3 separate regions of the Mus musculus genome follow, and regions 2 and 3 are each linked to region 1. A link is a loop called in an ENCODE intact Hi-C map of the cell type or tissue named here. Cell type or tissue: heart. All regions are shown on one strand.

Region 1 (8,000 bases):
ACAAACAAGAATGAACCAGAGGTAGCTGTCCCCAACACAGAACAGCATGACACTACAAACAAGAATGAACCAGAGGTGGACATGCTATTCCTGAATGAGGCAGAAGAAGAGAGAAAACATACTGTCATCAATGTGACAGCGTTCCTCTGTGTATGTTCTTATTTATGCTTATCTATGATTTTAAGAGCACAACAGTGTACAGAAGGGTGTGTGTGTGTGTGTGTGTGTGTGTGTGTGTGTGTGTGTGTGTGTGTGACTGTATTAGAGTGTCAGTATTTGTTTACTCAGAAGAGTGGCAAGAGTGTGAAGCAAGCAAAATTGAAAAGAAAGTCAGCAAGATAAAAACCTCCAGATTGTCTTCTTAAAGATTTCCATTTCTTCAGTTCTTTAAGTCCTCAACTCTCATAAAAAGTCAGATACGCAAACCAATGGATACCCATTCCTGGCTATTCACAGCCATGTGTGCTAGATGACAGCCTTCTGTGTCCATTGTTCTTGCTCTCCCCATTGGACACATTGAATAAACAGTCTGCGGGCTTCCAACAGAGAATAGTGTGGAGCAATACATTGACATGCTGATTCCCATAGAAAAATAGATGCTGTGCACACCAGTTATTATTCCCCTCATCTACACAGCCAGCACTACTCCATCAGTCTTCACCTGCTGAGCTGCAGATGATGATAAGAGTGGGTCCCAGACTGAGGGGGAGAGAGTCAAGCCGCTTCAGAGAACACAGTGAACTTGAAAACTGAATGGAAAACTGGAAACACATCAGACTCAATAAAATGAATAGGGAAAGCAGGAGTCATTCCCACTCTGTGCCGGCTGTGGAGGAGCAAGCCCATTGACCTTGACGCTAAGAGTTACTGCCCACACGTGCACTCAGGCCATCTCTATGATCATCGCACACAGATATGCTCATCTGGGGCGCCAGGGCAGGGTGCGGATGGCGGTGCCAGGGCAGGGTGCAGATGGCAGGTGCTTCACTGTCATCTCTTTATACCTTGACTCTTTTTTCTTTAAAGAAATACTGGTCATTCCCAGGAATGAGTCACAACTGCAGCTGGAAAACTGACATAAAGCTTCAGAGCCATTAGCTTTGCAAACATCCACTGGGTTGCTCTTTTATGCAATCTCTCTCTCTCTCTCTCTCTCTCTCTCTCTCTCTCTCTCTCTCACACACACACACACACACACACACGCATGCACACACACACACACTTTTATTCTCTGTTTCTCTGTTCGTGTACATGTGTGTGTCTGCATATATATGTGTGTGTTTCTGTGCATGTAGATATTTAGGTGTGGATACCCAAGCTCTAGGACTCACAAATATGAGAAAATGTTCTATTTCTATGTCAGTATTTGGCTTATTTTGCTTAATATGGTCATCTGTAGTTACATCCATTTTTCTAATAAACAATATACTTTGATTTTATGGGTGAATATATATATATATATATATATATATATATATATATATAAAACATATTTATCTGTTGGTAGACTCCTAAATTGGTTGCATGCCCTGGCTGTTGTGACTATGTGACTATGCATCAGTAAACATGAATGTGCAGACCCTGGGATACAGTAACTTAGAGTGCTCCATGTGTATCCCTAGAAACAGCACACCTGAATCGCATAGTACTTCTTAAATTCTCAGGTAATATATTTCTCAAAGAGAACAGCATCTTTCCAGCTCTCTGATGTACCTTTCCTTATAGCTCTGCATTACAACCGGGGAAGTAATTTTCTCTACGGGGAGAGTGGGCAGCGTACATGGGCAACCTCTTTCTAAAGCAGGTACTCATATTCTGGCTTCCACCTTCTCCGTCTTCACTTTATCATCAGCATTGTGATGGTTTGTATATGCTTGGGCCAAGGAGTGTCACTATGAGAAGGTATGGCCTTGTTGGAGTAGGTGTGTCATTGTGGGTGTGGGCTTAAGACCCTCACCTTAGCTGCCTGGAAGTCAGTCTTCCACTAGCAACCTTCAGATGAAGATGTAGAAATCTCAGCTTTGCCTGCATCATACCTGGCTAGATGCCACCGCCACCACCACCACCACCACCACCACCACCACCATCACCACCACCACCACCACCACCACTTTATACTACAAGTAGAATCATCTTAGGTGATTTTCCCACCCTTGGTTTCAGTTTTGTGCATCCTGGCTAAGACTTGCTAGTATAAGACTAGCAGGTTAAACAAGAAAAACTACCTGTGAGTAACATGAATTAGCAGATATAGACAGGTGTGCTAGGGTGGGATGGGATGGACGAAGGCTTCTAATGGAGGAGTGGAGGTGTCTTCTCAGAAGAGATGTGCTTGGAAAAGAAGTGACCTAATTTTGCTTGAAGTAAGAGATGGCATTCCTGGAAAAGGGGACAGGGTGCACCAACGCCTTCAGAGGACACAACAGTACATTTGTCTGAGATTCGTTAGCAGGGCAGGCAAGGAAGTTAAGCTAAAGGAGATACACGATCTTTGGCTTCTGAAAGCCACTATCATGGAATGATGCTTCTTATGGAAAACAAGATAGTGAGGTCTCAACTTTAATTCTTTCGGGTGGGCCACAGCTCAGTACATCTTGTTACCAGAATCCCCAGCACCTGGCATTAGGCTGGCATTAGGCTGGCAGGGGCCCAGTGAGCATCCTAAGGACCCGTACAGTTATCTGACTGTGAAGCTCAGCACTTGGCAGCCAAGATGGGGGCTGTGAGTAATGAGGTGCAACTAAAGTAGATGGGAATGATGAGGAGAAGTGTTGCCCATGAGTAAGCGCTTCCTTTAAAGCCAGCCTTTCCTGGAAAGGTGCTTCAAATATCATGTCATGAAATCATCCTGATCTCGTACCCTAGGTCTGAGAGATGATGTGAAAGAGAAACAAATAAGTACAGGAATAGGAAACTAACTGCCTTGTGCTGTCCGTTGTATGGTTCTCAGGAGCTTTTGATGTCCCCCAAAATAAAGTTCACATTTATTTTAACATCTTTAAAAATGTGTTTTATGTGTATGGGTATTTTGCCTACATGTATGTCTGCACACCACATGTGTGCAGCACATGCAGAAGCAAGAAGAGGGTGTTGAATTCCCTGGAACTGGAGTTTACAGTTGTGAGCCACCTAGTGGGTGCTGGCAATGGAACCTGGTCCTAAGCCAGGGCTTTTAACTGCTAAGCCAGCTCTACAATCCCTTGCCTTTTTTTTTTTTTTTAAGTGTGAAAAATCATTGAAGAAATGATTAAATGTTAGAGTTGGGTGAGTCCCCTGAATGGATTCTAGTCCATTGCTCTGCTCACGGTTAAGGAAAGTGCAATCTAAACATGACGGGAGGGGCTTCGGGTACCTCTATCAGATAATTTAAAATCAGCCAGCCAGTTTTGACTCAGAGCAGCTAACCTTCCTGATATAAGTACTCTATGCTCTTAAAAATGCAGGTGTGTATTCTCCCCATACCATTTCCGTTGTACTGCTTATATGTTTGTGCCTTGTCTTTTCTGCCGGATGTGTTTTGAAGATTCTCCCCAGTTTGTTGTTCTTCTGTCGTCATGAGTGAACGGTGGGAATGCAGTGTACTGAGTTCGTGGCTACTCAGCTACAATGGCATATGGATGCTTCCAAGTGTTCTTATACAAGCTAGAATGGTTATGCTATCATTGGAAGGTATGATTTTTTTTCCAGTGCTGGATGTTAAATGCACAGAGGGCTTTATCACTGAGCTACATCCCCAGCCCTGAGGTAGATGGTGACACCACGATGCTGTATGCAGGCTGTCATTCACCCAAACATCCTAAGGTGTTATTCATTGGGACATAATGTTACTCATAGATCACCTTAATGGATACATAATATTGTCCTATGTGGACCAAACATAGTTAATTTGGCTTATTTCCTGCTGTTGACATTTTACTCATTGAGTTTGTATTGTTAGCTGAAGATAGAGATCTTTGCTTATAAACCTGTGGGACTTCTTCAGCACCGTGTCCTATACAAGGAATACGGGTTTGATCAAATGAATGGGAACACTGAAGGGTTCCGGTAGGTACCAAGGGTTCCGGTAGGTACCGCCAAGTTCGCCAGGGACGATCTGTCAGGATCTGTTTTGGAAGGCTAGTAACTGGAGACTGAACAGGTCAGTTATTCCAGTTAACTTGGAATTCAGATTTGCTCTGGTTTTAATATCTGTGGAAGACTAAAAGCCGTGATTGAGATGTTAGTTTGAGGAGCCAATGGTGGTGTTCTCAACACCTGTAGGAGCTAAAGGGAAAAGTGGGTGACAGATTACAGAGAGAAAAAAAATCCAGAAACTTTCCAGTAGGGGACACTGTTGTCGTCAATTATGCTTGGAAGGATACTAAAATACAGGGCATTTTAAAGCCTGATTGGTCCGCACTTCTTAAACTGTAAAGTAAATAAGACTTAGCAGCCAGATAACATTAGCTGCCAAGTTCTTATATAATGACCACAGCGCCCCACTTCTGCTTCCATTGCTCTTCACGGAGGAAGAATTAGCGTCTGATTCCGTAACCGTGCACATGTCATATGCCAACTTGAATAGAAGGCAAAGAAGATTTGCTCTGGTCCCGAGGATCCCTTATCCGCACCTTTAAATCTGCACAGACAAAATCAGAGTAGTTTGCTTTGTGCAAACTTTGTGCATTTGAGTTGTCAGGGGTTCTTTCAGATTTCCTACATCCACACGCAGAGTTCCAGGAGCTGTCCCGAGGCGGCAGTCTGGCTGCAGGGCTGGGCAGGGAACTGGCCAGGTGTGCCGGGAAGGTGCCAACTCTTTCTACAAACAGAAGTCTTTTCCATCATCAAATGCAAAGCAGCCAGCCGTTTTCCTTCACCCCTCCAGTCCCTGGCCCCCTCATCCGGTGCCAGGAGGTAGGACCGGCTGGGAGGCGTTAACTAGCCCTTTGCTCTTTTGCCAGACCCCGGAAGGCAGCTGCAGTTCCTACGCCAGCCAGCAGGCCCATCTGCACTAGGCAGGCAAACTACAAGCTGACCCAAGGCTTGCACTAAGCCCAAATTGAGTTGTGGCATCCGGGAAGCAGAGGGAGCCAGTCTAGAAACCCCAAGTGTGAGCGGTGGAGAAGCTGGTGGGCAAAGCTCAGCCTCAGGTGGGAAAAGAGGCCTGAGCCTAGCTGCTGGCATGCGGTGTGTGAACGGGCTGCAGACGTTTGGCTCGGGTCTGCTAGTGCGCTGCCTCCACCCCTGGCACTGAGGCTGGGAGTTGACGAAACTCCCTCACCTGTCGGAACCCGGATCTGGCAGCGGGAAGGGGGCTGGCAGCCAGTGTCTGCTGGTTACAGCAAGCTTGGCAAGTGGCCCTGCCTGCACTAGGGCGCCACCGCCAAGGAGGCAGGTGTGAGACTACTCTGCGACCCAGCCTCTTGTTGCTATCCTTTGTCCCCAGGCACCGTCGGCTTGGGGTAGGACTTCAGGCAACTCCTGCAGCCTTGGCTGCAGGTTCGAGACGCTCCGCCCCCTCCTGTCACATAGAGCGGTCAGTGCTGGAGGAACCTTCCATTCCGCAAAAGTCTACGGGTTGAGGTTTTCGGAACTTTGCAAACAGGGACTAGCTGGCCCTTTATTTGCAAGCCAGGCCACACCTGCTGCTAGCCTGCGACACCCTACAGTCCCGGAGAGACCATTCTAGCAGCAGCACCGACGCCCCAACTTTTGATTCGCGGTGTGCGTTGCCTACCTGGGTACCCAGCTACAGTGTCCGGGGACGCACATCTTCTGGAGACAGCGCCAATCACACTGCCCAGTTCGCTCTTCTCTCCCTCCCAAGCGCGGGGTTGGGTGCCTGATCCCGGACCACACAAGCGCTCAGGACTCGCCTGACCTCGGAACTGCCTTCGAGAAAGCGTTAGCCTAGGAGATCCGAGCCTCTTTCTCCATACCATAGTTGGTTCAGGTGGTTTCCTCTTCAAACCTTGCGTCTGGCGCGGATAATCCGCGCGGCCGGGCGTTAAGCTCCAGGTCCCTGTCGCTCCGTCGAGGTGGCAAGCCATGGCCGGCTGCTGCTGTTTGTCTGCGGAGGAGAAAGAGTCTCAGCGCATCAGCGCGGAGATCGAGCGGCAGCTTCGCCGCGACAAGAAGGACGCGCGCCGGGAGCTCAAGCTGCTGTTGCTGGGTGAGTGGCCGCCTTTATCCAGCGCGCAGCTCTGGTGTTCTCGTCCCGGCTCTTTCCCGTCCCAACAAGCCTGCCGGGTGGCGTGCTGAGTTTCTCTATGTCCCTTCAGGGAACCGGTCTTTTTGCACCTGGGGAGCTGGGCCACCTTCGATCGTAGACTCCTGATATCTCAGAGCAGGCCAGGGCTCAACTCCTGGACCCTTGTCAGTTTCTCTCCCCCCCCCCCCAACCCGGGGCCTGCTCGCTTTTGCCCTTGGGCTCCCAGCAGGCGGCTGCTGCGGGAACCCCCAAACTTAGTTGTTGGTGGGTGGTGGGGAACGGCCTGCCTCGCAGTTTAGGTTCGGTTCTTGTTGAGGGTCTGACTGCAGGGGCCACGTGCAGCATAGTTTTTACCTGCCAGGTATGGTCATGGTGGGAAGGCTCTGTCCTCACTGTAGAGGAAACCCTAGAAACTGACAAACTGGAGAAAAGGGGAAAATGATAGCAAGTGCGCCTCGGAAGTGACACCCCTACTGCTATTCTCTCTTCTGACACCAGGACCTTCTGCTGATGACACCGGAGCCTGCATCAAGAGAGTAGCTTTAAGTCTCCCTTGGCCCACCTTAGTTTAACTTCAATGTCCAGGCTATCTCTACCAGTGCCTCCTTAGGCTTTTAGAAGGCCTTTGAAGAAGTGTTTTTAAAACAAAGAGAGAAGAGTTTAAAGTCTGATTAATTCCCCCAAGGCAAGGATCTCTTTCTTCTGGCCTGTAGAGTGTCATTCAGCCCCCATCCATTGTTGGACACTGGCCCTTTTCTTTCACCCCCATCCCCACCCCCAAAATAGCTGCTTGCATTTCCTCTGTCCTTTCAGGCTGGAGTCCTCTCTTTCACCATTTGTTTAATTATTTAATTAAGCAGTCCCTTTTGAAGACTGACTGAAGGAGAGGGCTTTTAGCCTGCACTGCCTTCACACCCGAGCAAGCCCTCCACTATGTAACTGGCTACTGCTGAGTTTAAAGGGCCTCCTTTGGTTTTCCTTAAACCTGCAAGTTCAAAGGGCTGACCACCCAGATTCCACACTCCTGATTCTTCTCTAAGGCCAGAGGAAAGTCCCTGCCAAAAGGACTCCTAGCTTACTATAAGCCAGTGAGGAGAGACCTGATTAGGGGAGTAAGCACCAAGGAAAGCTGTTTGCTGAGGCTGTAAAGACGCTGGGGACAGTAGCTTGAGGTCCACAGCTATACCTACGAGGTTCCTACAGTGGGTGGAGTGTGGGGTGGGGATGGGAAGGAAGGGCCACTTTCCACCCCTGGGGTCAGGGCTGTTCACCCAGACTTGGAATAGGCCTGGGAACTCTAGCTGAACCCTGCAGTCTGTCATCAAGTTCAGTTTGTCAAGTGTGGAGTATCACGTGAACACTAAGATGATTAACTATGCCTTCATTTGAGTTCAGATGGATACGGTCTCTTGTCAAGGGCAGACTAAACTTTAGTTCACTCGGAAATATTTAGATTCGTGTGAAGGACTGTTAGGACTATACTGAGGCTGGCCCCTTGTAAGGCAAATTATGTAGCAAGCCGAGCCATAGTGTATTACTAATAGGCCTCTTTGACAGACCTAGACATACAAATAAGTCACATTTAGCGTCAGTAACTGAACCCTCAGGCCTTCCTACCTCTTGTCCCACTCTGGCTCCCTGAAGTACTTCCTGTTCTTGTCTCCCAGCTGAGACTATCCATCACTATGGTGACAATTTTCCTGTTCACTTCCAAATCCTACGGAGCTAACGGAGCTTCAAGTATGGGCTTAAAAACCCAGGTTCCCTCCATCTAAAGATGGATTGTGGTGTAGTCCAGTTCTCAAGCTAA
Region 2 (8,000 bases), 77 kb before region 1:
GGTGGTGCCCTAACTGCAGCATCAAATGTTTTCATACAGCTGAAAATAAATTTTCAAGTTGTTTGAACAACAACAAAGATTCAAACAGACAAGCCATTTATGTTAATTTGGGCAGAGTACTGACATCTGTAGAATATTTGACATAGAAATTACCTCTGAGGCTTGAGCTGTAGTCCATTTCCATTGTCCCACTGCTGATAGTAGTCTGGTTCAGGGCTTTTGTTCCCATCTGGTGGTTGATCCCATTACCCATTATGCCAGGCTGACTATTAACAATATTAGCTTCCCAGGGAGTCTGGAGTGCATGAGAGGCCCTGTTAGTGTAGCATTGTCTCTTGAGAAAGGAAGCTGCAGATACATTCAGGGTATGTATGTATGAATGTATGTATGTATTTTGAAGAACCCTTAAATGCAGATTAGGAAATCAAATTTCCACTAATTTTTCCATTAATCTTGGGAAATGACTTAATGAAAGTGGACACTTTAAATATAAACTCTTGCCTGAAAGCTTGAAACTTGACTCACTTGGCTTTTCTTATTTCAGGGGGTCTCCCTTCTCCCCTTTTTGATCATAAAATCGATAGAAACTCACATTATAGTTCTGGCATGAGATGAAATTGACTTACCAAATCACTTTTTTAGAAACTTTGCAACTTTCACTGGTATCAGCATTTCTAATAACCTATAAGCCTTTTTAAAAAATGCAATTGTTTTATGATGACCTGTTACAGGCAGTTCATTTGTAGAATATTTGTGTAGGTGTTCCAAAGCAACTTGCCCTGCTGATCATTTATTGACTTCTACACAGTTCTCATCTGTCTCCCCTAAGTCAGCTGCCCATGTTTCCAAGGTTCCCCATAGCATCCACTACATCTGCCTGTCTGTTGAATCGTAACTGAGTCCTGCTCAGTTTATTTGCCTTGTCATGCATGTAATTTGTTCTTACCATAGGAATTGCTCTCAAAACATAGAGCTGCCTTTTAGAAAGTGTGTCAGTTAGCATCGTCACAAATGGTAAGCTGTAGCCAGGCTTTTGGCTACTTGGTGGGTTCTTTTTTTTTTTTTTCCTCCATCCTTACAGCCCCCTAACACTAGATTGGACAGACAGAAAGGATAGAGGGGAAGGGACAATGTTATTGTTAGACTACTTCCTGTGAGTAGGAGTGCTGAGTTCCTTAGGGCAAGTTTGATCTTTGCTCTCAGGATTCTTCTTGTTGTTGTTTCTTCTTCTTTGCACACAACAACTTAACAAACTGAAACCAGCATCAACTTATAACCCATACACCTACTCGGGCTCTAACATTTATATAGTCTCTGAAAAGCCCCCAGAATTCCGAGCATCACACATTCGCAGAACTATCTGCAGTTGGCAAAATCCCGCTCCTGCTAAAGCGTGAAACAAATTGTAGTCAGCCACTGAGGACCGTCTGAAGCAGCCCCATAGTCCACTGCCGGGGTTAAAACAGAAACATAGTCCCTTGATAGTTCTGTATTACAGTAAGGCCACCGCGTCACAAAAGAGGGGTATCGGCAACTATAGAGTCACAAATATGCTGTTATCACAGTACACAGTAGTTGAAAAACACAAAGGCAGGCTAAAGCCCCACTCCCCTTTTCTGAGCTCTGCTGGTCATGTCTAACCAGTGCCTCAGACACTCACCTTTCCTTCATTTCATTCTTCTGCTATCAACAAAATGCCTGTGGCCTTTGCACATGTTTCCTGGGACATATGTTGAAGAATGGGCACATGCCTGAGCCCAGTCTGCTTACTGTGGACTCTAGAACTGCCAAGTGATATAGCATGTGGGAAGAAGAGTGGCCATCTTAGCCACAGGTGTTAGCAATGTCAAGGGAACAGCACTGAGCTTGAGATTTTAAATGTTTGGCACAGAAGTAGAAATGTTAAACCTTGTCAAAAGAAAGAAAGCAAGTAAATGAAAGCTAAAGCCTTGTTTCTTGTGCTTGTGAAGGTAGATCCTCACTTACTGGAAGAGTGTAACGTGTTTCCAATGTGCTTGTTTCCAATGTGCTCAGAGTCCTAACTCTTAGGTTCCATCTCATGAGAATAGTTGGATACCAGGTCTTGGGCAATGTTAGTTTGCAGGTGTGAGCTCAGCCTGTACATCTTAGACTCTAACCTCTGGTTGGTGAAGAAGCCAGAGCACTTAGCAAGCTGCAGTCAGAGGCTATGAGGGAACAGCTTTGAGAAGCACAGTGAAAGCCAGCGTGTGTGTGTGTGTGTGTGTGTGTGTGTGTGCTCTCGCTTACAGGGGTAGGAAGCGTCCTGAGTGTTTCCAAATGAAGCCTGGAGGACCCCATCAGTCAGCAGTGACTTCTGTTCTCTGCTTTCAGTTATTTGCTCTTCTTTGTGGTGCAGAAATTCTAAATAAAATATTCATAAATAAGCAATGGCTTATTTATTGCTGCCACAATCATTCTATTACACTATTGTTCTTTTTACCGTCTTACTGTGTTAGGTTTATAAGTTACATATTGGCGTTGTTACATATGTAAAGGTTTGAGTGCTCCTTAGGGTCTTACATTTCAGGACTCTTAGTCTTGTGTTTGGGGTTCATTTTTTAATTCTTTCTTAGGTTTATTTTATGTGTAAGAGTAGTTTTGCTTGCATGTATGTATGTGCAGTATATGTATGTAGTGACCTCAGTGTTCATAAGACAGAGTTGGATTTCCTAGAAATGGATGCTTGTAAGCCACCCTGTGGGTCCTGACAACTGAACCTGGGTTTTCTGCAAGAGCAACAAATGCTTTTAACTGCTGAGCCAAATCTCCTGTCCATTTTGGATTTTGTTGGCAGTTCCGATTCTGTTGTTCTGTTGTTGCAGTGCTGGAATCCAGCCCACAGCTTTGTGCTCTGTCGCTGGGCTGCTTCCGGCATCAGGGTCCACTGTTATAATGTATAAACATATATAGTTAGCATAAAGGCAATTTGATATAACATTTCTAGTGAGTTTTGACTGCAGTGTTTCACATGAGGTCAGAGAGAATTTTCAAATTATGTCAGTATTCAGTGTTTCAGATTTTGAATCATTTAAATCATTTCAAATTTCATATATTCAAGTTAGGAATCATATCATTTCTATGAGGTACAGGTATCTATGGGGTTTATATTATATGAGGATTCATCCAAGCACCTTCTTAAAACAGGTACAAAGTGATTGCTGTGTTGTAGATGAGGGGTTAACATGTTTAGACGGTGAATAGCCTTCCATGGATATTGATGAGATCTGCTCAGGTTGCCGTCTGTAATTGTAGCTGCTCATAAATCTATACGGTTACGTTTTCCACATCTTTCCTGTAAAGGACTCTATTCCCCTCTAAATCCTATTCATTTGTTTGGCCACACCCAGGACCACATTGTATCTGCCACCAAAATTCTGATAAAGTATTTCATGGCTAGCAACAGAGTTTTGAAGGAGCACGGGAACAGCTCAGCCTTTTTGCTCTGTTTCCTGGGATCGTTAAAGCGAGGTTAAAGTTGAGATGAGCTGATTCGTGTGAAGTACCTGTTTTGTCAAGGCCTATGGAAGGAGCATCCTAGGAACTGGTTGGTGACTGTGGTTTGGTCTGTTGGTGTGGAACTCTAGTGGGCAAGACACCATCCCCATCTCTAAGGAACTTCTGGTTCCCTCAGAGAGACACTATAGACAGTAAAGCATTTCTATAGCAGTAAGGTCAATGCTGGGAAACACCCAGCCGTCCTGGCTGACCCTAGGCAGTGCATGTAAGCTTTGCCAGCGGCAAGCTGCTAGCATGCTCTCCCAAATGCCCCTTTAACTTGGCCCTTCCATGCTTCTTCAACCATTGAGGATTCAAGAAAAGATTAAAATTTTGCTTTCAAGGGAAAAAAATCTCCCTTCACTCTGACATAAAAATCCCAATAGCTAAGGAAAAAAAAAGATCTTAAAGATAAACTCATGACAAGAGTTTTCACATTTTTTTTTAAATTCTGTTGCTTCAAATTAGGAAATTGTAGCTCCATTCAGTAAGTCTGCAAGGCTATTTAATATCATTAGACATTCCACTGTCTGGGGAACTTTCTAATCCTTCTGATACACTGATGTTTCAAGACTGACTGTGGTGGCTTCTGTTGTTGCTATCATGGTCTCAGTGCCGCCCTGTGCTGTAAGGAGGAAGGATAGCAACCCCAAGTACACAGACGAGCAAGAATGTACCTGAGCAGTGTGACTTCAAGATCAGACAGTCTCAAGTCCTCCCTCATTTGCAAAAGTCCTCAAGAAAAGCAACTACAGCTTGCCCTAAGAGAGTGCAGATAGAGAAATTTGACAAAATTTAAAAACACTTTGAATTTAAAAGGCAAAATTCAGTGAGTTTTCAGAAATACTTCAGAACTACAAGAGACAATATATCTAACAAACCAAGGAAACTAGAAGCCCTGGAGCAAGGGCAAGAAATTGAGTTTTAGTCTTGGCTTCGCCAAAACCACTAATGGGCTTTGGCCTGCGCAAGCTGCAAGTGGGTATCTAATCTGGACAGAGTAGATCTAGGCACACCTACCCTTCCAGCCACCTCCAGTCCTTGGTGCTTGGGTGCAAACAGATGGTGTCAACCCTCCCAACCTGGCAGCTGCATTTGTTTGTTTAGCAAATGTTTACAAGGTGTCTGCTTCCTGCACTTCCTGCCCTTACAGGAGTGAGGTGCACCGTAGTGGTTAGAGACCCTGAAGCAGGGTCTCCTCTGACTCTCTCTCCTCAGACCTTCAAGCTTCCCTTTAACTGTAAATGGGATGCTCTTGCCACCTTTATCAGGGACCTTAGCTGTCCCCTCACCCAGAGACCTCTCTATATTCAGCTTTGTTAACCGCTTGACAGTTCAGCTCCACGCAGAAATACCGGTCAGACGGACTGACTGACAAGTGATACCGAGGGTTGGACTTAATTTTGCAGTGAGGTTTTTACCTGCCTCTTAGAGAAGTCTTTTACCGTGCAGTCTCCAGGAGGGAATTTCCAAGCTCTCTGTAGTGGATGAGTCTATCTCAGCCTGACACATCTGCAGCCAGCTTTTAAAAGACAAGTTAGTCCTTTCAGATTAATTTGAGCATTTCCCTTGACAAGCCACAGTTTCTGGTAACTTCAGTTGGGTAATCTGGCTTTCTTGGTTGGTTGGTAGGAGAGTTTCTTATGAAGCCCCTGTTCCTTGCTGCTCTGCCTAGTTGTCCTGGCAATAGCCATCAACTTGAAATCACAGGAAGTAAAAGGTCTTATTTATAATTATTATTACCAAGAAAGAAAAACCGTTGTCTCTTACAAGGTCTACTGCTTGTGGCCACAGTGGGGCAGTGTAGGTTTGCAGGCTGCCTCTGCTCAACCACCCCAAATGCCCTCTACTCCCATTAGAATGTCCGCCTATCCTGGCTAACCAGTGCTCAGGGCTTTTCTTACTGTGTTTTCCGAAACAAACTCAGCTATCTTAAAAGATTGCATATACGTTGCTTACATGGGGATCATAGGACCTGCTTGTTCATTTACTGGTTATGTAACAGCCACATTCGGAGGTTTTGTACACGGTCACCTGAAGCCTTACATCTTCAATTACGAAAGCCACACAGCCATCTACTTTTTTACTGAAAATAGATTTTTTCATACAATAAATTGCTGTTATTATGGTTTTCCCTCTCATAACTCCTTCCAGGTCCTTTCCCCCTTCCTATCCACACACACACACATACACATACACACACACACACACACACACACACACACACACACACACACAATAAGAACAAAGCAGTATAGGACAAAACAAATAGGAAAAAAAAAGCCGAAGAAAAAGCACATGAAACATAGATGCAGAGACACACATTCAAACACACAGAAATGCCATAACACAAAACCAAAAGCCATAATGTATAAGTAAAAGACCTGTAAGATTTAAAGAAAGAAAGGAAGCAAGCAAGCCCAGACAAAGCATTATGAGACAGAAAATCTCCAAAATACCATTGAGTTCATTTTGTCTTGGCCATCTACTACTGCGCATGGGGCCTACCCTTAAATGTGGGGTATGCACCCAGTAAGACTCCATTGGAGGAAACAGTTTTTTCCTTTGCCAATTGGTATCAGTTGGAGATAGCCTCTGGGTTAGAATGGGCTTGCATTCACTTTCCCATCTCAGCATTAGGACCTTTGCAGGCCCTATGCATGTTCCTATCCCTATGCATGTTCCTATCGTCCCCGTGAATTCCTAGATACCTCAGTCGTGCTGGATTGAGAAGGCCTGTGTCCATGATGTCCTCCTGACCCCTGAGGGATTTGGTGGTAGCATCCATTTAGGACTGAGTGTTGGAGGTTTTTAACTCTGTTCATTGTCTAGTTATGGATTTCTATATTTGTTTCCAGCTACTACAGGGGGACACTTCTCTGATGATGGCTGATTACTGATCTGTCTGTCAGTGTACCTCTGGCCCAGCCCAGCAGAAGGGTTCAATGAAGGGGAAAGGGCACGAGCAGGGAGGGGAAAGTGCCTCCACCACTGTTGCTCCAGGGCTGTCCAGCAGCGCTTGGGATGGGGTTGTAGCTGTTTAGCTAGCAGAGTGTAGGGAGCTTCTGGTGGCAGGAGAGCATTCTCTTCCCAGGTAGTGTTATAGCTCTTGTGACAGATGCTTTCAATGCAGAAGACTGGAATATCTGTGGAGAACACAGTGAAATTGAATAGAATAAATATGTGCCATACTGGGAGACTAATTTTATATTAATTATATTTTACCATAACCAATAGTTTGGAAAACACTATTTTAGAGAAATGTATTAACATTTCTCTAAAATACATATTTGTATGTAGTACAGTTACCCAACAGCTGTTGATCTGGAAGACATGTCCCAGTGACAAGAGAAAAATATTATCATTTGTCATAACTTTATGTAAGTGTGTTCAGCCTTTTGTACCCCAGGTTTGTTATCCACATTCACACAGCACAGATGGAAAGTATTTAGTAATGGGGGGGGGTCTTGATATACAAGCTGTTCTTGATGCTGTTACTTAAGTAACTATTCGGAGAGCATTTACATTGTGTTAATGATACAGTTGCTCTAGGGATTATTTAAAATATGTGGATGTGCAGGTTACCTGAAAACTGCTGCACCATTTATATAGTTTCAAGCATCCACAGATCTCAGTACCTTCTTGGAAGACCCTAAACAATGATAAAAGAGAATCCTAAGGATCTACTAGATGTTTAGAGTCTGTTTACGTCAAAGGTGCTCCATTACCCAGAAGAAAGGAGTTTGTAGCCAGGAACCCCTGGGGTGAAATGCCCCATTCTTTGAGGACCACTCCTGTGGATGTTTTAATGGGAAGCAGTTTACGCCTCACATTTACTGTAGAACATACTTAGGAAGAAGGCTCTCTCCAAAGCTTTCATCTCTCCCTTAAAAGCTACCTGGGGGAGTGAGCATTAAAATGGCTGTCCATTTCTCAGAACAGTAGTGAATCTATCCAGGGTCATTTTAGGAAAGCCTAAGCCATTGAATTAAATGGTGTTTTCATTGCCTTGGATTTAGATTGCCAGTCCTTAGAAATGACAGCTTTAGAAAACGATGCTACTTCAATTGCAGTAGATGCAGGCTTAAATGAAGAGGTGAGTAATAAAATCTTCTATTTGAAAAAATAGCTGAAGATACTGACTCTTACTAGTATTTCTGTCACAGGATCCTTTCATCTTATAGTAAGGTGGAGTGGGACTCTTAGGAAACTGGGACAGACAGACAAGTCTTGCCTGGTTAACAACCAAGCTCTCCTAAGTGCCTCTCACTATACCTTGTGGTCCTGTTTCATCTAAGCTTGAGGCATGCTCACTAACATTAAAGAGTTTGTGCCTTGCTCTTGCACAGCCTCAGGACCTTGATGGGAATGTCAAGGAAAGAAAGACAAACAACACAGGCACACAGAAAATACTGAATCTGGTGATCTGAGCTCTCGGCTGGAGAAGTCACAGGCCTCAGAAACTCAGTATGTTTATTTGTGCA
Region 3 (8,000 bases), 370 kb before region 1:
ATTATAGGAAGGTTTTTAGAGATGGTCTTAGTTGCTGGAAAGATGTAATAAAGTTAGAATCAAGAATAGAATGTGCCCACTCCTCAGAATAGTAGGTAAAGGCTGCATAATAAGAAACATAATGAGCTTTCAGAATCATGCTAAAAAGAGAAATATACTTGGGACAAATTTGTGTTCAAGAAAAACCATTTAGGTCTAATAATAAAGTTATAGGTGTGCCCTATGATAAGGCAAGGCCATGAAAAAACCATGGCTTTGAACTTTTAATGAGTATATTGTAATGAAACACTGCTTTGCACTTAATATCAACATCCCTCTGTAACTCCCATTCTATGTAACATTTTATCTCTGAGGTAATTTTCTAAAGAACCTTTTGTCTAAGAAAGTATAAACCAGAGAAAAGAAATAAAGTGGTTGGTTGAGTGGTTTGCCTGGGGAACTTTGCCCCATCCACCCATCCATCCATCCACCCAAATGTGTATGTCTGTCTGTCTATATGTTTGTGTGTAGGTATATGTGTATGTATGTAAGTGTGCATGGATACTTGGGGAGTTGATTAGGACAGATGGAGGACTATTTACAGACAACAGTTTTGACTAGACTAGAAATTTGAGAAGTGATTGGATTCTGGACAGGATTCGAATGACTATCGCAGGGATTTTCTGAATAACACTCCATGAGGCATTGTGAGAGGCAGAAGTGAGTGCAGGATTTTAGACAAAGCAACAAGATCATAGGAGTCGATAGCGAGGTGAGAAAGATTTTCAGAGAAAGGGGGAGAATTCAGAGATTTGGTGCAGAACATTTTTGAATTGTGATTCCTTTAAAGATACAGAAATAGAAGTGAGTCTGTTTTAGAGCAGCCTGAATCACAAGGGTAAGTTCAGGTCTAAAAAAAAAAAAAAGCATGGCTCGTTAGTGGACACTCAGTGCCATGAAGACAGGCCGAAATGACTACTGGCAAGAGTGGAGATCAAATGATACTCCAGGTAGCGGTCCCCTAGCTGTGGGTCAGGAGCCTGTGGTGAGACTGAGAAGTGGTGGCCAGGAAGGTGAAAATGCAGCCTGGCAAGTGTGGCGTCCTGGGGGTCATGGGAAGCAAGCGTTTCCTCAGTTCAGGTTCACCTTGTGTTAACAATTACAAAGTACCCTGCAGAGGAAGCGCTAGCTAGCAGCATGGCATATAGCAAATTCTGAAGTGACTCCCTCCCATTGAAAACTAATTCCGCCTTGGGTACAATGGCGACTGCGATGGGCATCTTATGCCGCTGCGCTGTTTTTATTTTTAAGATCGATACTCACGCTCTGCGCAAGTTAATCACGGACCCAGGCAGAAGTCACCCTTTCACCCTCAGGCAATCTGTCCAGTTAACTGTTTTTCTCAAAGCAACCGGTCCCATTTTTTGCAAGATTAAGCTATAAATCTGAGGAACTGTGTGTGGTCGGACTGCTGGGAACTTGTGTGGGCGCACTTGATAGATTTTTCAGAGGGCAGGGCTTTTCCTGTCCTATCCTTTCATTTCTCTGGCAGTGCTTCTTGGGAGTCTCATTTTTTAGAAGTAAAAACAAATTACGGAAAAGAAATGCTTCATTCATTAAGTTCTGAGCAATCCCTTGGGTTTGTTTTTATTTGCAAAGCCAGATGGCGGCAGCCATGGTCACAGCACCCGAGGACCTGGGTCAGGTTGGCATCGGTCAGGACAGAATGTGGGATCAGTGATTAGTAAGCAAGGACGCAGCAATCGGCTTCTCTCGGAATCCCAAGGCTCCAGGAATCAACGCACCTTCGGGTTAAGAGACAAAATCTGCACTAGCAACTCAGGTCAATTCGGCCAAGAAAACTTAAGAAACACAAGGTCCGGGGACCGCCCTTTGTACAGCAGGCCTGCTTCCCTATGACAAATACAGCCGCTGGCAACTCAGGACACTGCAGGGTGGCTGTTTGTTGCCTCTCTTATGAAGATATATCTGAAGATGAGACAGTCCTGCTCAGAAGAACCTTACAGAAAACCCACCGAATGCAACTTTACATAGCTCTCTCTCTCTCTCTCTCTCTCTCTCTCTCTCTCTCTCTCTCTCTCTCTCTGTGTGTGTGTGTGTGTGTGTGAATTACAATTTCTTGGGACTCATATTTAAATAGAAATCATCCATGAAAATGCCACACATGACTTTTTGCTTGGAGGGAAAATTCTCTAAGTAACTCAGCATTGTTGCCTTAGGTAAATCAGGTAAAGAAGACAGCCATGTGCTGAATTGCTATGGAAGGCACAGTGGTGGGGCCTCAGCTTCGCTCCAGGAGAGGTGTGTGAGGACAGACAGCCCCGATGTATGTCATTCCTTCTCTGCAGAAGCTACAAAGACCGGGCTTCATAGGACTGCAATGCTATAAGAACAGATATGCTTATTATTCTGACTTACTTTTTAAATAAATTACTGAAGCACTCAGGGTCAAGGATGTGGCCATGTCTTATTCACCAGACATTTTAAAAATCTTTCAGTCAGTGATCTATATATTGAGCATGTTAGTAAACAAAAGGGACAGAAACATCTGCCTATTTGGGGGTTAAAAATTCTAGTGGAACGAACACTAGTACCCAGGAACGTAACCATTAGATTAGACAATATGTTGGAAAGCCATTAACATGTTACAGACAGGGCACAGTGTGGTAAGGGGTTTGGAAGGGAGGGGCAAGTTGCAAGTTTAAACAGAAATGACAGAGTAGACTCTGTGGACTAGGTGATGCTGGAATAGGTGCTTGCAGGAGCTGGGAGTTAGATGAGTGGATGGGAGGGGTGCTCCTACCCGGCATGTATTAGGAAGAGCACCCGTGTCGCTGGAGTGGGGTGGATGAAGAAGGATGCGAAAGGAGCCAGAGTCGGAGAAGCAGTGGGACCCTTGCCTGGGCAGGGCCTTTAGGGCCATTTATCAGAGTGAAACCGGAGGCTTGGTAGGACATTAGGTAGAGCTCAGAAGCGTTCTATGAAAGCCATTCTGGTTCCTGAGAATTGTCTCTTGGAAAGAAAGTTTGATAAAAAAGACCAAGGAGGGGGCTGTAGCAAGACTCCCAGCCAGGAGAAGGCTATGGGACGGAGCAGGTCTGTGAATGAGATGAATTCATGACAACTCGACTGAAGTGGGAGAGAATTTCCATCGTCTGAGATAAGAGGAATCTCAAGTGGAAGAGGTTTAAGGGAGAAAGGAAAACTTTGTTTTGAGACACAGTTGTGGCGTCTCTGAGGCGTCCCAGCAGACATGTCCAGAAGGCAGCTGCCTGAGTGTCTCAAGAGGCGCGCTGGTCACAAGATAGAAATGTGGGGTTTGTTGACATATGGATAAAAGAATTCATTAAGAAGCTGAGCGCACAAGGAAAAGAAACCAAGGACTGATCCCTGGGGGAAGATGAACAGATCTGGGAGATGGGTACTAAGACAAAGACGGAAGAGGAAGGACCAGAGGGACCTGAGGCAAACAAAAAAGGATGTGGGTGTCTTGGACGCCAAGGAAAAGCATGTGGAAAGGAGGTGATCAAACACCTGAACTGCGGAATAGTAGTACCTGCGTGATAATCTGAATGACATAATTGGTGTGAATTCCTAATCACAATGTTTGGTGTTAGTAAGGGCTCAAAAGCACACGTGGTATTTTAACACCTAATGTCTCTGAACAAAAAAAGAAACCAAGCCCTCACTATAAAGCTGCCCAGTTCCTATGATGAACTCCAGAGGGCGCTCGAAGACTTTCTTCCCTGTCAGTTTTAGCTATAAGGGAAAATGGATTCCCAGGGCAAACAACCCTTCGTCTGAAAGGCTCGAAGGTCCGATGCGGTGAGTGTCAAACGTCTGTGTGGACTAGAATGTCTTGATCCTGTTAAAATGCTGATCCTGGCCAGGGAGGTGGCTCAGTGAGTGGAAGCACTGGTTTGGCAGCCCTTTTTGAGCCACAATCTTAGTACATCTGTGTTGAGATGGGGAGGAACGTGGCTGGAACCTTAGGGCTGCTCCTGTAGCAGGCAAGAAAGATCAGACTGCGTAGTGGTGTTAGGTCTCAAAGAAGCCCAGGACACGTGTTCAGTACCTGAGGACCTTCTGGCACTTCTCACCCAGTCTGCTACACCAAACCTCTAGGGGAGCAGGAGGGGCACACTTCTGCTTCCCTTCCCCTGTCTCATCCCTATATAACTTAGCCATTTTGGATACTCTGGTCTCTTGACCTGGGTGCCTCTAATGGCCATATGTTCCTCCCTTGCTCTTGTTCTTGCTCCCTCTCTCTCCTTCATGTTCTGGTTTGGTCTGTCAGCCATGTTCAGCCTGGACTCTTCCCTCTGCCTGCTTTCACCCCCTGTATCTGCAATAAAATCTTCTAGGAGGAGTCATGCCCATGGGGTAGAGGGGGAAAGGACCACTACCACATTTATAGCAAGCTTTAATTAAATACTGTCCAGGAAGATGTATGTCAGGGTCCATTTTGGGGTTCCCAGAAAATGGCCACCAGTCACACCTTGCAGCAGTTTAAACCCCACCAGGCCACTGTGTTTCCTTCCCATCATGTCCATTCGGGGCAAGCGTACATCCTGACATATTTCCTGTCCACATACCTTCTGCCCACTAGTGATCAAACATGTCCAGTGCAATAGGTCAAACAGGTATAACACAAACAGGAGCTTACTCTTGTCTTAACTGCAAACAGAACCCTAAACCTGCAAGGTATGTTCTTCCTGTTTCAGTCTCCCAGTAACAGGCAGGGTGTACAACTCTTGTTCCTATTTTTGGTTTCACATTCCTCTTTTCTTATTTCATTTTCTTTTTCACTCAGGTGGTAGGCTAGAATCAACACCTGAATGTTGTTCTCAAGTGCAAACATGTTTGCATGCACGTAAGACAAGGAAAAATATTTTAAAAAATCTTTAAACATGGATTCACAGGAGGCCCAATTGTTATGGTCTAGAACCTTAAATTTTTTTCTCTCCATCAGTTAAAGAATAAAAAAGGAAAAAAAAAGTCTCCAGAGTGACAAGTAGCAGTGGAGGAATCTAGAACACTATTTGTGCTGGCCGACTTCATGTCAGCTTGACACAAGCTAGCATTATCCGAGAGGAGGGAATCGTAATTGAGAAAAAGCCGCCATCAGATCCAGCTGGAAGGCATTTTATTAATCAGTGATCTATGTGGGAGGGCCCAGCCCATTGTGTGCGTTTGTGTGTGTGTGTGTGTGTGTGTGTGTGTGTGTGTGTGTGTGTGTGTGTTGGGGGGGGTGCTATCCCTGGGTTGGTGGTCCTGGGTTCTATAAGAAAGCAGGCTGAGCAAACCATGGGGAGCAAGCCAGTAGGTGGCACCCCTCCATGACCTCTGCATCAGCTTCTGCTTCCAGATTCCCACCCTGTTTGAGTTCCTGTCCTGATTTCCTTTAATGATGGGCTACAATGTGGAAGTTTAAGTCAAATAAACCCTTTCTTCCCCACCTTGCTATTTTAATCACAGCAATCGGAATTCTAAGTCACTGTTTGTTTTAAGTTTCTGAAGGGTCTTCCTCCCCTATTTCAGGGTTGGGGAGTTTGGAGAAAGACATGTCCTAATTTGGCCTTGAAGTTGCTGAAACACCACATCAGTGGAGGCCCTATTGGCAGAAGAAAAAAGCCCACAAGTCTTTGTTTTCAGCTTCTAGACTTTTGTCTCGGGTCATGAGGGAAAGAAAGAAGCCAGCCATCTTGGAAGTTCACCATCTTTAATATCTATCCATGGCCCATCTGCCTACCTATTTTCCTGCCTATTATAGAGTCAGTCTAACTCCTAGACTCTCAACCAGCATAGATTCTGACTACATAAATCATAGGGGAACTGGGGGGTGGGGCTTGGGGTTTTTTCCCACCTGGAGGAATTCTAATGCATATGCTGCCGAATTATGCTAGTATGAGAGAGAGAAAAAATTAGAAGGACAACTAGCCTATAACAAATACTCTATTCCTATTATCTTCTTGGGACTTCAGAATAATTTGTACTTTTCTTTCCCACAAGGGAGGTAAGTCAGTCCTTGAGCTTACTAGGAACTGGGAGGTCTCACTAGGACACACAGGTGAAACAGGTAGCTTGAGCTATTTTTCATCTGTCTACATCAGAGAACAGAGTGGTGGCTGCCAGTCCCCATCGGGCCTCCAAACCTGTTGTATTTAGCTTGAACAGAGTTGGCCTGCCCAGTGTCTTAGCAATATTTGAGTTTTGTTCAACATTTAAAACTCAGATTTCACACTCAGAACTTGGTTTCCTTTGGTTTGTGGAATGATAAGGGATGAAACATATGACCCCCTCATCCTATATCACAAAACAACTTCTTTAGATGGCCTTGACTGTAATTTGTCAAGGCTCCCGTCTGTCTTTATTGTTATCAAATCAAAACCAAGTTTTACTTGCCCTTTTATCATAATCTTATATTTGTGGTTTCCTTAAAGGCAAAGAAAGTGAAATATTTATTTGGAAAGTAAGGTCATAATAAGAGGGTCTAATGTTTCAGTGTTTTTGTTTTTCTTTTCCCATAGCAGAGCTCTTCTGTCCTTGGCATTACCTGTCAGGGCTTCTCCAGTTGACTGTTTCTGATCTATTTCTTAATCCAGAGTGAGGGAAGGTTGTTTCCCAGAGCCAAAATAACATGCGGTAGAAGATGCAGATCCAATAAGACAAGTGTGTTGGTAGAGGATTTTTTTTTTTCTGGAAGGGTCTTCTGAGTGGGGTTAACCTGCTTGAAGAGCTGCCCTGTGGAGAGCGTAGTCCACCCCCCTTAGTGCAGCCCTCAGAAGCCTGATGAATCACGGGCATGTAGATGGGGCTTAGCTTTCTGCCTTCTTTCTTATTTTCTTCCCCTTCCCTTCTTCTTCCTCCTGTTTCCATAGGCTCACACAGGAACCTCAATAAGCAATAACATTTGCATTCCTAGTAGACGCCATTCCTAGAACAGGTCATGGATCCAAGGCGCTGTAGATACTTGGTTGTATCTGACATCAGTACCCAGATATCTCCAACTCCCTATTTCTTAGTCAACATTAAGGAAGGAAAAGCAGGTTGAAAATGCAAAACAATGACATTTGCTGTTGGACTGAGCGGCCAGCATAATGTTTAGTGAATTCAAAACCAAAATAGTTACACAGGAAGAGGAACAGGTCGGGTGCCCTAGCCCCCACCAGTTCCCCGTTGGCTGCCTGGACTCGCTTGAAGATCAACATTCTCTGCTGAAGGTTTGTCTAAAGCTGCTGTGCCCTTGTGAATCTTGTCTGGCAGCATCTGAGAGCTCTTGTGGCTCCTCATCTTCCACAGCCTTGAGTGCCATCGAGTTCTTTGTTACTTTTAAGCTACTCTGACAGATACAGTGTGCTCTCTTTACATTCTAATGCGTTCCTGGTAATTAAGGACCTTGAACATCTTTCATTTGTTTATTGGCTATCTGTGTATCTCTTTGCTCAGTTTAAAAGATTAGGTTGTTCAGAACAGAGAAAAATAAATAAATTAGGGTGTAATTTTCTGACTCACTGGTGATAGTTGTTCATACATCTGGTTGCAAATTCATTGTAGAATTAATAATTTACCAATGCATTATCCCAGTTCATAGCTTGGCTCTTCTTGCTTGTAATAGTGTGTTCACAGGGAGAATGTTGATGCTGTCCAACATATCAATTTTTGATCTTTAAGTGACTTCTTTTGTTTTGTATGTAAATTTGCCTAGTTTGTGACCACAAGCTAGAATCAACATTTAAATGTTTATTTATGATTCATTTGGGTTATCTTTGCATATGGGATGATAACTGACTCAAGATTGACTTATTTATAATAGGGTGTTTCTTCTGGTGACTCCTAGCAGGTTTGGTTGGTTTGGGGTAAAGGTTTCTAATGTAGCCCAGTCTGGCCTGATATTTGTTGTTTGGAGACTGGTCTTGAACTTGTGATAATGAGTCACTGCCTCTGCTTCCTGATAGCAGGAACTCACCACTATCCCTGGCCTCTGTTTAGGTTTTGCT

Evidence for each region. Hi-C counts contacts between places; a loop is a spot of excess contacts. Peaks named below come from ENCODE experiments on the same cell type or tissue, not always from the same donor. Only the 100,000 strongest peaks of a DNase experiment are listed, where the experiment ranks them.
Region 2: it touches region 1 in a loop (5-fold over the local background); 6 of 42 quality-filtered maps call a loop at or near these places.
Region 3: a loop joins it to region 1, with 2.3 times the contacts of the local background. A loop is called at or near these places in 4 of 42 quality-filtered maps.

Annotation. Positions count from the first base shown.
Region 1 is chr19:16,430,667-16,438,666 of GRCm38, forward strand. It overlaps Gna14 (guanine nucleotide binding protein, alpha 14), which reads left to right and starts at 5,001. Exons shown (of 7, transcript NM_008137.4): 1 at 5,001-6,151. The coding sequence starts at 6,028. In heart, CTCF peaks have their summits at 3,136 (motif pointing left), 4,322 (motif pointing right) and 4,976; DNase peaks (open chromatin) are centred at 4,515, 4,915 and 5,295; H3K4me3 peaks cover 2,263 bases; H3K27ac peaks cover 398 bases; H3K27me3 peaks cover 2,737 bases.
Region 2 is chr19:16,353,775-16,361,774 of GRCm38, forward strand. All of the region lies in intron 5 of Gnaq (guanine nucleotide binding protein, alpha q polypeptide), which reads left to right. Among named protein-coding and RNA genes, the nearest start is that of Mir496b, 43 kb to the left of the region's middle. In heart, CTCF peaks have their summits at 5 (motif pointing right) and 5,311; no DNase peak of the experiment used is centred here.
Region 3 is chr19:16,060,361-16,068,360 of GRCm38, forward strand. It overlaps Gm32026 (a long non-coding RNA gene), which reads left to right and starts at 3,753. Exons shown (of 4, transcript XR_001782649.1): 1 at 3,753-3,825. In heart, no CTCF peak of the experiment used is centred here; a DNase peak (open chromatin) is centred at 3,741; H3K4me3 peaks cover 1,022 bases; H3K27ac peaks cover 622 bases; H3K27me3 peaks cover 449 bases.